Regions from separate parts of the Mus musculus genome. Here all the other regions are linked to region 1. The links are chromatin loops, found by intact Hi-C in ENCODE. Cell type or tissue: left cerebral cortex. All regions are shown on one strand.

Region 1 (5,000 bases):
CTGAGAATTAGCAAAGGACATGTAATTCCTCAATGATTTCTTTAGCCAGAATAGTCTGGGGAAAACCTAACCAGATGTTAATGCTCATAGATTAAAAAGCTCTCTGTATTTAGCTAAATGGATGGATGGTAACTTTATTTGATTTTACCTCATGCAGACATTCTATGGCTATGCCCCTGGGGAGAGGAACAACGCCAGGACAAGACTGCCATTCTGGGGGAGAGTTGCTGTGTGACAGAGGACCCTCTTCTATTATGAGTGACAGGATACAGATATCAGTTTTTTAGGAATGATGGGATGCTCCAGTTGACTGGTCAGGACCCCAGCCTTTCCAAGTCTCAACACAGAGCATACGAAAACAGAAAGGACTGTTTTCTTCATGACTCAGTCCAGATCCAACAAGAAAGGGAGTGCTTCCCCTTACTGTGGCTAATTCATTTACCCTGATGTGTCTGTCTTAGCATCCCTGTACTGCAGTAACAGGCGCCATGCAAATGCACAGCTATCAGGGGAGAGGTCCCTCCATTCATATAATCTCATTGCTCTTTGCTTCATGAAATACTGATGATAGATCCAAGCTTTCATTCATTGTTTAGAATAATCCCCTGCCTGTTAGAGACAGTTATATTACTGAACGCTTTTATAAATATTGTGTATGCTTAATGAAACTTCTGGTGTGTGGTTTCATGGTCTGACAACCCTAGAATTAAAAAAAAATCTTGATTAAAATGAAAACTTTAATGTTGTAAGTTCATTTTCTTACTAAGGATTATGAGCACATAAATAAAAGTTCTCCATTCCATTGGATGAAGAGAAAATCTATGGTCTGGGCACAGTAGTAGTCATTGTTTCCGAAGTTCTCAGAGATTTTATGGGGAGAATAAATATCATTCACATCAGGGACCTTCCTAGATCTTCTTCCATTGGTTAAAATTTTCTTTCAGGTCTGAGATTGATTATTTCTTGCCTTCTACTCCTCTTGAGTGTGCCTACTTCTTTTTGTTCTAGAGACTTTGGGTGTACTGTTATTAGTATGATATATCCCATATCCCCATTTTTAAAATGTAGGCACGTAATGCTGTGAACATGCCTCAACTGCCAACATTGTGCCCCATAGTTTTGGGTATGCTGTGTCTTTATTTTCATTCAATTCTAGAAAGTCTTTCTTATTTCTGTCTTGGCCCATTTTCTTCAAGTGGTGAGTTATTCTCCGAGTTTGTAAGCTTGCTGTTGTTGATAGGTTGCAGGGTGTTATTTTTATTTTCTTGTATCTGTTGATACTTAATTTGTTTCTGAGTATATGATCAGTTTTGGAAAAATGTTCTGAGGTACTGACAAAATGGTATATTCCTTGGATTTGAGTGAAATGTTCTGTAAATATCTTTATGTCCATTTAATTTATAACATCTGTTAGCTCCAACATTTTTCTATTTAGTTTTTGTCTGGATTACATGTCTATCATTGAGAGTGATGTATTGACATCTCCTAGTATCAGAGTATGAAGGTCAATATGTGATTTAAGTTATAGTAGTATTTATTCTATGAATTTGAGTACCATTTTATCTGAGGTATAGATGATAAGAATTGATGTTGTTTTCTTTGTGGATTTTTTTTCCTTTGATAAGTATGTAGTATTCTTCCCTATATCTTCTGACTACTTTTTGTTTGAAGTCTATTTGGTCAGATATTTAAATAGCTACACCAGATATTTGCTTGGAATATCTCATTTCATGTTTGATGTGATGTCTATCCTTGGTGCTAAATAAGGTGTGTTTCTTGGTTGCAGCAGAAGGATGGATCCTAGTTTTTCATCCATTCTGTTAGTCTGTGTCATTTTATGAGGAATTAAAACCAACAATATTGAGAGATACAAATTAGTAGTCTTTGGTGATTCCTGTTTTCTTGTAGTAGTAGCAGTAGTAGTAGTAGTAGCAGCAGCAGCAGCAGCAGCAGTTGTTGTTGTAGTGTGTGTGTGCGTGTGTTTCCACTCTTGATTTGCTGGAATAAGTGATTCCTTGAGTTTTCTTGGGTGGGGCCAGCCTCTTCAGGTTGGAGTTTTCTTCGTATCTTCATCTTTAAAGCTGGATTTATATGTTGCTATTGCTTAAGTTTGGTTTTACTGATGAATTTCTTTCTTCCTCCATCAATTATGATTAACAGTTTTGTTGGGCATAGTAATCTGATCTGGCATTATGGTCTACTAGAGTTTGTAGAACATATATCTAGATCCTTTTGGCTTTTAGAATTCTTTTAGAGAAGTTAGGTGTTAATTTAATAGGTCTACCTTCATATGATATTTGTTCTTTATAACCTATTATCTTTTAATATTCTTTCCTTTTTCCTGTACATTTAGGGCCTTGATTATTAGGTACCGAGGAGATGTTCTTTTCTGGTCCAGTTCATTTGGTATTCTATATGCTTCCTGTATCTTGATAGGTATTTCCTTTTTAGATTAGGGATATTTTATTCTATAATTTTGTTGAAGATTTTTTTTTTGTGTGCCTTCGATCTGTGTTTTTTCTCCTTTGTATATACCTATTATTCTTAGATTTACCCCCCACCCCACCAGAGTCCTATGTATTCAAAATGGTTTTTGACAGGATTTTTAGATTTAACAACTTCCCTGACTGAGTTCTCCATTTCTCCTACTGTACCTTCAATGTCTGAGATTCTCACTTGCATCTCTTGTTTTCTGTTGTTAAGGATAGCCAACTCTTATTCGAGTTCCTAAAATTTGCATGTCCATATTTCCAAAAGTTTGGGTTTTCTTTATTGACTCTACTTCTACTTTCAGGTTTTGAACTGTTCTGTTCATTTCCTTCGACTGTGTTTGCTTAGAAGGACTTATTCATTTCCTCTTTAAGGACCTCAGCCACATTCATAAAGGGCTGTTTTAACATATTTGTCTTGTTATTCAGTTAGGTTGCAGCTCTCAGGGCCTGCTGCGGGAAGATTGTGTCCTCTAGTGGAGACTTAATATCCTGACTGTTAATAGTTGAGTTCTTATGCTGGTGTCTCAGTGTCTGGCCTTGGGAAGATGGTAATTCTAGGTGCTAATATATAGTCTTGACTTTCTTGGGTAGGTGGGGTTTTTATTCTTGATTTTTATTGCCCTCTCTGGTTCTTAAAAGGCTGTGGTGGCTATGTGTTACCTGGCAGGTAATTCCTCTGGGATCCTGACAAGTGTGTCTGCTGGGGCTTCTGGTTAAAACATGTTTCTAAAATACCTTTAAGCATCTCACTTTGCCTTTTCTCATCTAATCCTTCTTGTAAGTAATGTTGACGTCCTTTTTAATTGGGTCTGGATTCATATGTTCTGAGCATGTCAGATCCAGCTAAGTCTCCTTTTTCTTCTCTCTATTTGAAAGTGTATTTTAATGCACTGCCTCACCCCCTTTTCTTTTCTTACAGAAAAAAAATCAAAGGAAATAAAAATGTAATGAGATAGAAAAATAAAACCATGTTTCTAAATATTCAAGTTAACATTGAGAAATAAGAATGGGCAGGGAGGTGCCGTTCTGGGTTGGGGGAGGTCCACAGGTGAGATAAAAAGCAGGATTTCCATCATGATCTGCTCAGTTTCCTAGAAATGGGAACAGAGAGTGAGGAGAGGCCATAGCAGGGGGCTACCCCAAAGCTGGGGGTGATGGTTAGGGGCTAGATTTGAAGGAGAGGGGAAGCTCTGCAGTACAAAAACAAATTTGTTTAGAAATATAAAATTGTATTCTGATGACAAGGGGAGACATCTGGGCCCAAGCAATAATTCAGGAGAAAAATCTCCCACAGTCACATTGACATACGCAGACAGAGCACTCTCTGTGCCATCTGATTTCTTGCCACTGCAGAGTCTACATAATCTGCTGAGATGCTTTCATTTCCCTAGGAGCAGTATACTTGGAGGTTAGAACCTTTAGCACTAAAGCAGCTTGCTATAACAAGGTGCATCTGTCAACAGTGAGATCCTTACCCAAGACTGTGTGGCTCTCTATAGTAATAGGCAATTTTCCTTTCAGAGAGAAAATGTAAACTGTCAGATGGCAGAAGTGCTGTGGAGATGGCAGAGAAGTGCAGAGATGCTGGGCTCGGCAAGCAGTTCACAGATGCCAGTCTCCGTGGGTGGTGAGATAACGTGCCAGAAAAACTCATACACATATGTACTACTTTACAGCAGAAAAGGCAGCTCAGGGAATCAGGCTAAAATTCTGCCAGCTTTGCTATATTGGATAGTTTTTTCTAAATATGTTTCCAAAAATAAATTAGTCAGGATTGACTTAGATCATTCAAAATGGAAATAATAAGTATAAACAACCACTACCAGTTCTAAAATGGAGGGAAAAAAAGGTAGAAATAAGAAAAGTTTTCTCCATTGGATTGTCAGCCTATGACATAGTGAATATAAGCCACAATAAAATTAACAACAACAAACCATGAAGCAGAGTTTTAAACATGTGAGGTGAGATATGGAAGCAACGCAAAAGGACATGGAACTATAGAGTCAGAGATCCCAGTGAGCCAATACCAAAGCAGAACGCGACAGGAGGAGTCATCCTGAGAATAGAACAGGCACACTGCCTTCAACAGAGCGATGGATGGCCCACAGAGCATGAATGAGAAAGGCAGAGGATAATATGTAATAGGAAAGAATATAAAGCATCTCAGGAAAATATGGTATATATGGATGACGGACAAGAACATCTGTGTGCATCTCAGGAAAATATGGTATATATGGATGACGGACAAGAACATCTGTGTACCTCTGAGTTCTCTAGTTTAGCAAATGGAAGACGAAAAATCTAATATATGAATTAAGAAAACATTCCTTATTTATGTGCCTTAACATCTATGCTTTTTAACAATGTTGTCTGGCTCAGACAAATAGAACAATGGAATGAACATAAAGCCACGTGTATTATTGGGCTTGCATACTAGGAGACTTTTGTTTGTTTGTTTGTTTGTTTGTTTGTTTGGAAGGAAGGAAGGAAGGAAGGAAGGAAGGAAGG
Region 2 (5,000 bases), 250 kb before region 1:
GTCTGGGTGCATCTCTCTGTAGCTTGGCCTGTGCTGTAGATGTTGCCTGGGGAACAGGCTCTGACAACTGTGCCCTTCTGCTCAGGTCACTTCCTACTGGGTTGCTGCTTTTCCAGCCTCGGGCATCCATCCTTCACAGTTCTCTTACAGAGGAGGAGGAACAATGGGATTTTGATTCAACATTTCTGATTGGGATTTTTTGAAGACATTTTCTGAATGCACCATTAGAGAGCCAGCAGGCGACTTCTTTTCAGTGGGGCTGTGGTTTAGAGAGCACAGCCAAGTGTGTTCAAGGGCTCCAGTATATCTGTGTTTTCTTCACTCAGGAATGTGTTAATTTAATGTGTGTTTCCTTTGGGTGGCCTTGTTTGGAAATGGTAGCAGGAAAGGGCTGTGAGCATCATTTCGAAGGAGAGTTGTTTTGAAATGTAGTGACAAACTCATAAATGAAGGGTTATAACTGTTGCCAGTTGGTCATTAATTTTTTTTTCCTATTGGAAAAGCCAGATGCTGTTTCCAGCAGGCCTTAATGTGGGTGATTTGAAGACTGGAACACATCTGTGTTTTAACTCCCCTGCTGACCTGGGAGATTAAAGGTGGGCTTTTCCCACTTTTGCTGTAAGAACAGACTCCTTCAAACCCGTAGACCTGTCTGCTTAGCTGGCCGAGGAGAGTTTTAGAGGTACAGGCTGAGGTTTCTGGAAGAATGTGTTCATCCAAGAGTGTTTGTAAAATTAAATTATGTATTTTCTTCTTGGGATAATCCATTAGCCAACAGGTTAATGCAATTTAAAGTAAAATTAAGAATTATTGAAGGTGTCCCTTTAGTTGCTCAAATCATGAATTACGCGATTGTTTCAATCCCCGGGGATTCTTCCACCCGTCAGTAAGGAAGGAACTTCATGGGATGCCTTTCTGATTGGGATGTGTTCAGAATTATCTCACCAAAGGGAGAAAGCAAGTCTGTGCCTCCTGAAACCAAACTCCGAACCTCTGTGTGATTTGTTACCTAGCACCCCGGCTGGGAAGAAAGCCTTTTCATTTTCTTCTCAGACCATCTCTTTCTAATCCTGCTTAGTGGAGTATCTGTTATACTGGGCAGCCTGGCACATGGATCGGGTCTCATTTCCTTAGCTGAGATGGGAGAGTCTAGGAGAACCAATAGCAGGTATCTGCTTGTGACTCTCTCTTGTACTCCCGTTCTCTCCCAATCCCTTTCTTTTGAATGTGTGATGATCAAGTAACTGAGAATACTCTCCTGTTTTTTCCCTTGGGGTTCTCACTGTGGGCTGGGCCAGCCTAGCTAGTGTTCTTATTTGCTTTTAAAGAAATGTTGGGGTCAACTCCGGGGACCACAGTCCTCCAACATGACCATATAAAATGTCTGCTTACTTGCTAATAAATATGTCCTCCCTCATGTGACCGTTGTTCCCTTCATAGAGTCCTCATGTCTGTCCTGAGGGAAGTAGCTGAATACTTTAAGACTTGGAAAGCCAAAAGTCTAAGTGTAGCATCTTTAGAGTAAAATAAAATCATTTTTTTTCAGGACTCAGAGCAGCAGCATCCCACAGCTTGCCTGGCCACATCACAATGGGGGATTTTCTGCCTGGCAGTACCCTCATTCTGTTCTGTCCCAAGCTTTGCCTCTTGTTCCTTTTATAGTTTTGGCTTTTTATTTCCTTACTTGCAAAGTGAAGAAACTGAACTTAGTCCTTTTAGGGTCACCTCTAATTTTATCATTCTCTGGCACTGAAAACTTCCTTGGTGAATTCACAGTCCACTTTGGTAAGACACGTTTTTAATTTTAATTGTTTCTATAAATTTCCTCGTGTTTCAGTATTTCTATTCTCCCCTCTCCCATGGCAGCTCCCTCTCTTCCTCTGCACCCTGTTTCTTTTACTCCTCTTCCTTGCCCTCAGTCCCTCTCTCCCTCTCTCCTTGTTTTTCATTCTGTCTTCCCCTCACAGAGCCACATACACTGAGATGTGAATGAGTTAAATATACTTTCTATAAATGAAGAAGTGGAAGTAAAAGCCCAGAGTAAAACCATCTCCCTTCTTTAGGAGGCCTTTGAATGAGCAACTTCCAGCCCAGGCTCCTGCCTGTAAGGATAAGGACCGGATCGAGCATCCTCATTTAGAGCCTTTCACATAACCCAGGCTATCACCATTTCTAACAGAATGAGAGACATGGCATCTGAAAAGAGCTTAATGTTTCTTTGAATAAGATGATTAAAAAGAAGATTCACATCAATGATTTAATCTGGGCCACTGTTGATGAAGTTCAGAAAGGAGGATTTGTTCCAGAGGCCTGTGGAGAGAACGGGAAGAGGACAGAAAATACAGCTTAGTGCTGCAGCAGCAAAGGAAGCTTCCACAGTCACTGACATCAGCTGCTGGGTCCTGGCTGGCTGAAGCAAGCTTAGGCTTGCAGACTGACTGGAGAGGAGGGCATGGCATTGGGGAAAGGAGGATAATTGGAACTTTGGAACTTTCTTGCATATTTCTGAGTCACTTATAACTCTTTTTTGTGAAGGGAATTTTTATTCTATAAGATAATGTTTGGTTGTTCGTGTGTGGGAATTCTTATAATTCTAGCATCGACTCCCTTAGTGTTCATAATATAAATAGTTCCTCCACTTGGTGTCTTGCTCTTTAGTTATTGTACTTTGGCCTCATTATTCCATTAATATTAAATATAATCGCATCAATTTTAGATTACATTTATTGGAAGTTTATTGGTAATAAATATGGATCTGGAGCTACAGGTGCCTACATTTAAATCCCATCACTCTGTATAACTTCTGTCACGTTTACTTTTCTATTGTGAAAAGGCACCGTGGCCAAGGCAACATATAGAAGAAAGCCTTTAATGAGGGTTTACAGTTTCAGAGGGAGAATCCATGATCATTGTGACAAGAAGCGTAGCATCAGGCAGGCAGGCATGGCACTGGAGCAATAGCTGAGAGCTTGTATTTGACCCACAAGCAGAATACAGAGAGAGAGAGAGAGAGTTGGGGTTGGGGAGGGAAAGTGCAGGGGGAAATAGAGGTGGAGGGAGAGACAGAGAGAGAGGGAGAGAGAAAGGGAGAGGTGTATCTGTGTATGTGTGTGTGTGTGTGTGCGTGTGTGTGTGGTGAGAGAGTTGTCTCTGTGAGTGTATGTGTGTACGGTGTGAGTGTATGTGTGTAAGGTGTGTGTGTGTGTGTGTGTGGTGAGAGAGTTGTCTCTGTGAGTGTGTATGAGAGGTGTGTGTGTGTGAGAGAGAGAGAGAGAGAGAGAGAGAGAGAGAGAGAGAGAGGAAGACAGAGACAGAGACAGAGACAGCATATGCACTCACATGCTTAGAGCCACGTGGAGCTCAGAGGGTGCTGTTTCTCACTTTACCTTTTTTTGAGACAGGATTAGTCTCTTTGCTGTCCATTGCCATATAATCAAGGCTGATTGACTTCCAAGAGTCTGAGGATTCTTCAGTCTTTGCTCCCCACCTCACCGTAGGGACACTGGGATTACAGACCCACTGTTCTGAAACCACCTTTACACGTGTTCTGGGCATTTGAACTCAGGTCCTCACACTTGCATGATAAGGGCTCCACCTACTGAGCCAACTTTCCTATCCTAAAGATTGGGTGTTGAATTCAGTAGAATGTGTTCTTTCTGCTGGTAGTGTAGATTTCACACTTGGTTTTCCATCATCATTACAAGGACTGCCTCTGCCAATACGAGCTCCTAATACACAAACCTTTTTGTATTTGAAACGTATGTGTAGTAAGGGATTCTTGAACTTGAACATATAGAGCAGCAAATTTATCACCGTGAAGCATGGGAGACAAATCTGTGTCTAATGTTCCCTGTTTGCCTCTTTTCAATGCTCTTCTATTTCCTGTCCAACACAGCATTTTAAAATGAGCTGCATCCAAACAGTACAATTTCAGGTCTTCGAGGATAAGAAAAATAACTCTCTAAATAGGAGGGCATCTCAGCAAAATGCTACTTGGTAGAAAGAATAAAGCCATTTTAAAAATAGATGAAAACAAAAAAAAATCAGTAACAAGGTCAAACGAAGAGAAAATTTTCCGCAGGCAAGTGCTGTGGGTGCATTATTTATCCCACTTTGTATCTTAGTTAGAAGGAAAATTGGCCAAAGAGACTAGTTTTCACCTTTAACGTTAAAGACTCTCCATGAGTTTCAGATGGTCACATTTCCATTTCCTTTGAGGAATGCTGTGTGACTATCATGTGTGAAGATTTGATTTAACAAATAAAAGTCATCAATACACTACAGCCCCCGCCCCGAGAGAGTAAATTCCTTACTTTGTTTTCTGCATTTCCGCCTCATATCTACATAGAAACTATAATAGACATGTTGCTGTTTACATGAGGAGCCCTCCCATCATCAGACAGGGACTTGGGAGGTAAAGAGTATTCATTCAAAAGTCCTGCAGTCTGGAGCTTGAATTAGAAGCTTGGGCCCCCAGGACCTATAACTATCGTCAAGGTGTCACCTATACAGCCTCTTGTACCAGGTAGGCCTCGGGAGCAAAAGATTACAAAACCTGCCAGATGGGTGGAGACTATGTGTTCAAACACATGGGCTGTGTAGGACATTTGACATTCAAATAAGAGGGGTTAACATGTTTTGAGTTTCCAAAATTGCTTGTATATTCAGAGAACTAATGAAAAAATATTATAAATACCTTCTTTACAAAAACTATGTGCAACGATATAGTCTTCTCTCATTTACCCTGACTGACTGCCTTAAGAAGTATTTACATGGGAAAAAGGAGGCTTTAGTTTTTAAGACAATACAGTCTTTTTATAAACTCAAGGTCAGATTGGTTTATAATTGTGCCTGTGTTTGTGATTCAAATATGAAAATTGCTTTTAAAAAGAAACTTTCTTAAAGATTTTAAAAATATTATTTGATATTTCCTTGTCTACTCCTTTATACCCTCTTTTCTTCATTTTAAATTTCTATGTCTTCTGCTTCATGGTCTTTTG
Region 3 (5,000 bases), 240 kb before region 1:
GGAATGCTCTTCAACGATACAAAGTATCAATGACTAAATCTCTGAGGCTTAAGGGAATGCTCTTCAACGATACAAAGTATCAATCTCAGGAAACAGCCAAGAAACTCTGTAAGGGCAAAGCCACATAGCTACATCTAGACACAAGAGCTGGTAGTAACTCACATAGATGAGTTAGATGCTCATGTAGTAAGAACTGAACAAGCCCAGGGGCAAATCAGCTAATTCTACTTAGGTGAGAAAGGATTAAATTCGACATGGGTATTAGATGTCAGTTTGGAATATTCTATGCAATGAACATTTGACATAAGCACAGAGCTAAAAATAATTTAAGAGGATAAATATGTAATGACGTTATGGAATACAAACTTAAGCTCAGTACTCCCAAGTCCTGTAATCCTAATTAGGAGGTGGAGGCAGGAGGATCTGGAGTTCAGGGCCAGCCTTGTCTACATAATGTGTTCAGGAACAACCTAAGCTACATGAGACTTTGTCTCAAATTAACTAAACAAATGACTTATATGTATTGCATTCCTATTAACCATAGTCAAAGAATCCCAGTTAATCCTTAAACTAAGAACAGTCACTATTTGTCACATAGAAATTTGAAAAAGAACAAGCTTATAAAAGCTCTTTGAAACTCATTGGTAAAAGTCACATCTGTACAAGCCTCATCTTCTCCCTGGTGGTACAGTGGTTACCGGAGAATACACTGAAGCGCGGACACACCAAGCTATAACCAGAGTTTTGCAGAACTTTTAGCATTGCCATATAATTTCAATATTAAATATACATATCTTTACATTTAGCTATCCTTTGCAGGCATAAGTATTTTGATGTGGCTAAGTGAAGGACCTTAGTCTTCTCAGAATTGATGTGGTTTCTCTTTTTCAGGCTAAAGCACACCTATAATTATATCACTCCTTAGATCATGAGAGACTAATCACGAGGGTTTCATACATTTCAAGTACCATCACCCTAACACCTTGAATAGCCTCAGGGCAAAACCATTCCGCTAATCCACAAGTTCTTTAATGTATACATTCACTAAAAGGTTCATTTCTTTCAAAAATCTTGTGACCTTTTTTAAATGTATGTTTATTTTATTTTTTTAAAAAAATTGAAAAGTTAAAAAAATATAGATAATAGTCCTTGAAGACTCAGTCTGGTACCTTTGAGGCCCTTACCTACAGTTATAAATCTAGCAGCATAAGTTCTCTTAGGGGAGTGATTTGTGAGGGGCATGAGAATCCATAATAGTCCATAGTATGCAATTGCTGTGTTCACATCACAGGGAGGATAAACAGAGTGGCTGGCAGGCTAGTGTATGATAGCCCAATCAACTTTAAAAGTAGGCAGTGCCTTTTCTTTTGAAAAGCTTAATTTTCTATTGAAAATTCACTTAACAGCAGTAGAGATAATCCTGAGTGGTGGCAAGCATGCTGCCAATACCCTGAGCTATTGAAGTAAGGACTCCCAATGCTGCTCCTAAAATAACTAATGAGCACAGAACAGCAAAACACGCCCGTTTCTCAGTCTACTCAGTCTCAAGTCTGAATTGGCGCATCATGGGAGTGTACAATTTTAATTGCTTTAGTCTCTAATAGTCCTGACCCATCAGAACCCAACTTGATAATGTGAAACTTTGAAAAGACAAAAATAGGATTATTTTATGTGTGACTAGATTTATAAAAACACTTATATGTCACTCCTGATTGACAATGAGTAGTATGGTCAAAGTCTGGCCCACTGACACATGTAATGATAAGTCCAAGGTACTCTATAGCTTTGATACTGTACACTTCTAGCTGTCATTGTGTGCAGTGTTCCTTATTCTCAATCTATGTCTAGTCTGTCACTTGTGCCTTGTCATTGATCTGAAATTGGAGACAAGTCATTTATCAAGATCATTGGTTTTACTTCTGGATTGTGTCTTCACATCTGCCTGTGAATACGCTGTTTTGGGCTGCTTTGGACAAAGACTCTGCCTTCCCATGAGCTGTAAGAACAGGTTTCATTATTTTTTATATCTCTGTCATCCATTGGATTCCCAATAAAATTCTTCACCTTTGTTATATAATAAGATATTACTAGTGTGTTTCGCTGTCCCTAGGAATCTCAGGTTTTCAATAATGGAGAACAAAGACAAATTATTTAAACAGCTGTTAAAGAAGTTAAACAGCAGTTATAAGAAGACACTGAGGTCTGGTGGCTGTAGAGGACCTCTGTCATCTTCTCGGACACAGTGTTGCTAAAGCATGCTTTTCTAGACACTGCCAGATAACTCTTGTGGAAACCAAAAGGCTTCCCCCATGTTCCTTGCCATCTCCCTATGACACTAACGGAATTGTCTTCTATGTGTTCAGTGAAGCTGTAACAGCTGCTTCCTCATCCTAGTAGGTCTTTTATACCATCAAAGAAATTATTTAAATCATATGTCAAGTGTCTGGATGGAGGTGAGTTGGCATAAATCTGATCTGAGGACCATGGATAACTGAGCAATGTCTTCATGCTATCTCAGCCTTTCTGGGAAGCTGCTGTAAATTTCTGTGGGTGGGGAACGGGAGCAGGGAACATACCAGATGCTCAGATACGGGCATCTTTACTCCTCTTTCCTCTCTACAGCATCTCCTTGGCAACACATTTGTTCTTTTGCTTTTGGAAATTACCATAAAACAGAAACAACTTGGGTGTTTTCAGCAATGCAGATAAGTAAATGCAAGGCTAAGACACAGTTGCTTTTGTAGAAACAGTTGATGTAGGGGAGAAGGCTGTCCTGTGAACCAGCCACTGTGTGCATCCTGCAGCTGTGTAGGACTCTCCTTCAGGAATTTTAGAATCTAAGCTTTAAAATACCTGGAAACCCAAATGGCTGTTGCCAGGAAACCCATGACTGCTGCCCGGAAAAAAGAACAATTTGAGGTTCATTAAAAGAGCCAGATCTAGGGAAAAAAAAAGAATTCAAGTGGGTATGGTCCATTTGCTGCTTTGTTTCCCAGTAAAATGAAATCTTACTAGTTATCAATTAGAAAGAGTGCAGTACTGTAATTATTGAATGCAAATTTGCTGAAATTGTGGAAATGCTAATTTTGAAAACATCAGTAAACATTTGGTACATCAACCACCATTTTTGAGTCTTGGAAATGAAAAGAGGAAAAATGCACATATAGACAGTGATCCTATGTATAATTCTTGCCTATGTTGAATCACAAGGAGATGTGCTCAGGATTCATCATATCTGTCTCCAGCTCTAGAATCCACTTCCTCACACAGTGTCCTTTGCATCATTTCACATCTCATGAAGCCACTACTGAGAGTCTCTGGGTATCCCACATGTAACTCTAGCAGTCAAGTATATTACTTGCTGTGTGAATGCATTCTAGATGTTCATTGATGTATTAAAGTACATGGACGACACTTCTGACAATGCCTTCACTCCATGCAGTGTCCATGAATCCAATAGTTATTGAATTCATGATGCTGGATGTAGGCTTATATTTTTCAAAACTTACTTTAATAAAGGTTGTTAAATGCTTTGACCTCTCTTATAGCCCATCAACTAAAGGTAGGGGAGGAAGAAAGGTTAGTAGAAGTGGACCTGTTGAGAAGTAGTTCTTTGGGGCATTCTGATCATCATTGTAAGGATATTAGCAGTCCAATTCATGAGTGTCACCAAACACAAATCAGCAGCCATGGTTCAATTCAGAAGAAACCTCAAAGCTCCAAGGATTGGCCAGAGTCCATAGTAGTGGCGAGAAGCTGCTAGAACATCACCAGTTCTTTGGTGCATTTCTCTTTACAAAGTCAAGACAAGTAAAGATCTGTGAAGAAAGCAAGGTGAACTCATATCAGACCATCATCATTGAAGATGAGCATCAGTGAAACTCAATGATGACCAGCAAAGAATTGCAATGTGAACCAATGCAGCAGCCACTGAGAGTGAAGGCAACATGCGAAGAGCCAGAATTTTCTTCTGTCATGTCCTTTATATAGGCTGCCAGCAGAAACATGTGGCCTGCATTTAAGAAGGACCTTTCCACCTCAAAAGATCCAGATTTAGGTGAGTCTTTCCACTTCAAATGATTCAGTCATGAACCTCTCTCACAGGTGTACCCAGATGCTTGGGGTTTAGATAATTACAGATTAGTAAAGTTGACAACCAAGAACAGCCATCAGAGACACTTAGTCTTCCTTATCCCACAAGATCTATATGGAAATAATACCTCCCAACTCTACTTTGTGAAGACTCAGGCATAATTAAACAAAGTCTGAGAAAACTGATATAATTTGATATGTGATGTCATATATCAGCTCCCTGTCCCCCCCCCCCCCCCCATTAACTGCGTAGCAGCTACTCTTTGCTTTTAGTCCCGGTTCTTTTCTTTCATGAGAATCTATTTTACTCTGAAAACAGCTGAGAGGAAAAAAACTGAACAATGAAAGTTGACTCTTCAAAAGGTGCAGTCTACTGTGCATCTGAGGGCGCTCTGGGACCCTTTCACGCGGCCCATGATGTCACAAATGTATATATACATAGGTTCTCTTTGTTTATGTTATTGCCATTCTCAGGAAGTTTGATTTCCTGGTATAAAATGAGCCCTATTAATGCCACAATCTTCAGATATGCAATAATGGGAGGGAGCAGGAGGAGGGACATGATGTCTCTGAGCGCAGAGAGCTCAGTGACTGATGAGCTTCCTGTACAATGATGAGGATAAAACTGTGGTATTAGGCAGACATTATGACTTCTCTATAATACAGGACAGAAAGAAGCCCCATTTGAGTAGAAATGGAGTAACCAGAAGTCATTTACATTACAACTAACCTTTGCTGCTCAGAGATATCTACAGCTTCTGATCAGGAGTCTTTAATACACTCTTCAAACCCTCAGCTGCTCAGGGCTGGACTAGTAGTAGTCCGTCTTTAGTAACTTGGGAATGGGACAAAGGATCTAGCAAATATCCTTAACTCAGTTGGCTGTATCATTCATGTGTGAAGGCCCA

What was found. A loop is a pair of places that touch in the nucleus more often than their neighbours do. Peaks named below come from ENCODE experiments on the same cell type or tissue, not always from the same donor. Only the 100,000 strongest peaks of a DNase experiment are listed, where the experiment ranks them.
Region 2: it touches region 1 in a loop (2.3-fold over the local background); 3 of 42 quality-filtered maps call a loop at or near these places.
Region 3: a loop joins it to region 1, with 3 times the contacts of the local background. A loop is called at or near these places in 3 of 42 quality-filtered maps.

Annotation. Positions count from the first base shown.
Region 1 is chr3:82,405,571-82,410,570 of GRCm38, reverse strand. No RefSeq gene overlaps it. Among named protein-coding and RNA genes, the nearest start is that of Map9, 50 kb to the right of the region's middle. In left cerebral cortex, a CTCF peak has its summit at 2,966 (motif pointing left); DNase peaks (open chromatin) are centred at 2,951 and 4,101.
Region 2 is chr3:82,658,159-82,663,158 of GRCm38, reverse strand. It overlaps Gm29999 (a long non-coding RNA gene), which reads left to right. Exons shown (of 2, transcript XR_375746.1): 2 at 2,064-2,638. Among named protein-coding and RNA genes, the nearest start is that of Gm29999, 4.2 kb to the left of the region's middle. In left cerebral cortex, no CTCF peak of the experiment used is centred here; DNase peaks (open chromatin) are centred at 1,633 and 2,178.
Region 3 is chr3:82,650,149-82,655,148 of GRCm38, reverse strand. No RefSeq gene overlaps it. Among named protein-coding and RNA genes, the nearest start is that of Gm29999, 12 kb to the left of the region's middle. In left cerebral cortex, no CTCF peak of the experiment used is centred here; a DNase peak (open chromatin) is centred at 2,582; H3K27ac peaks cover 1,281 bases.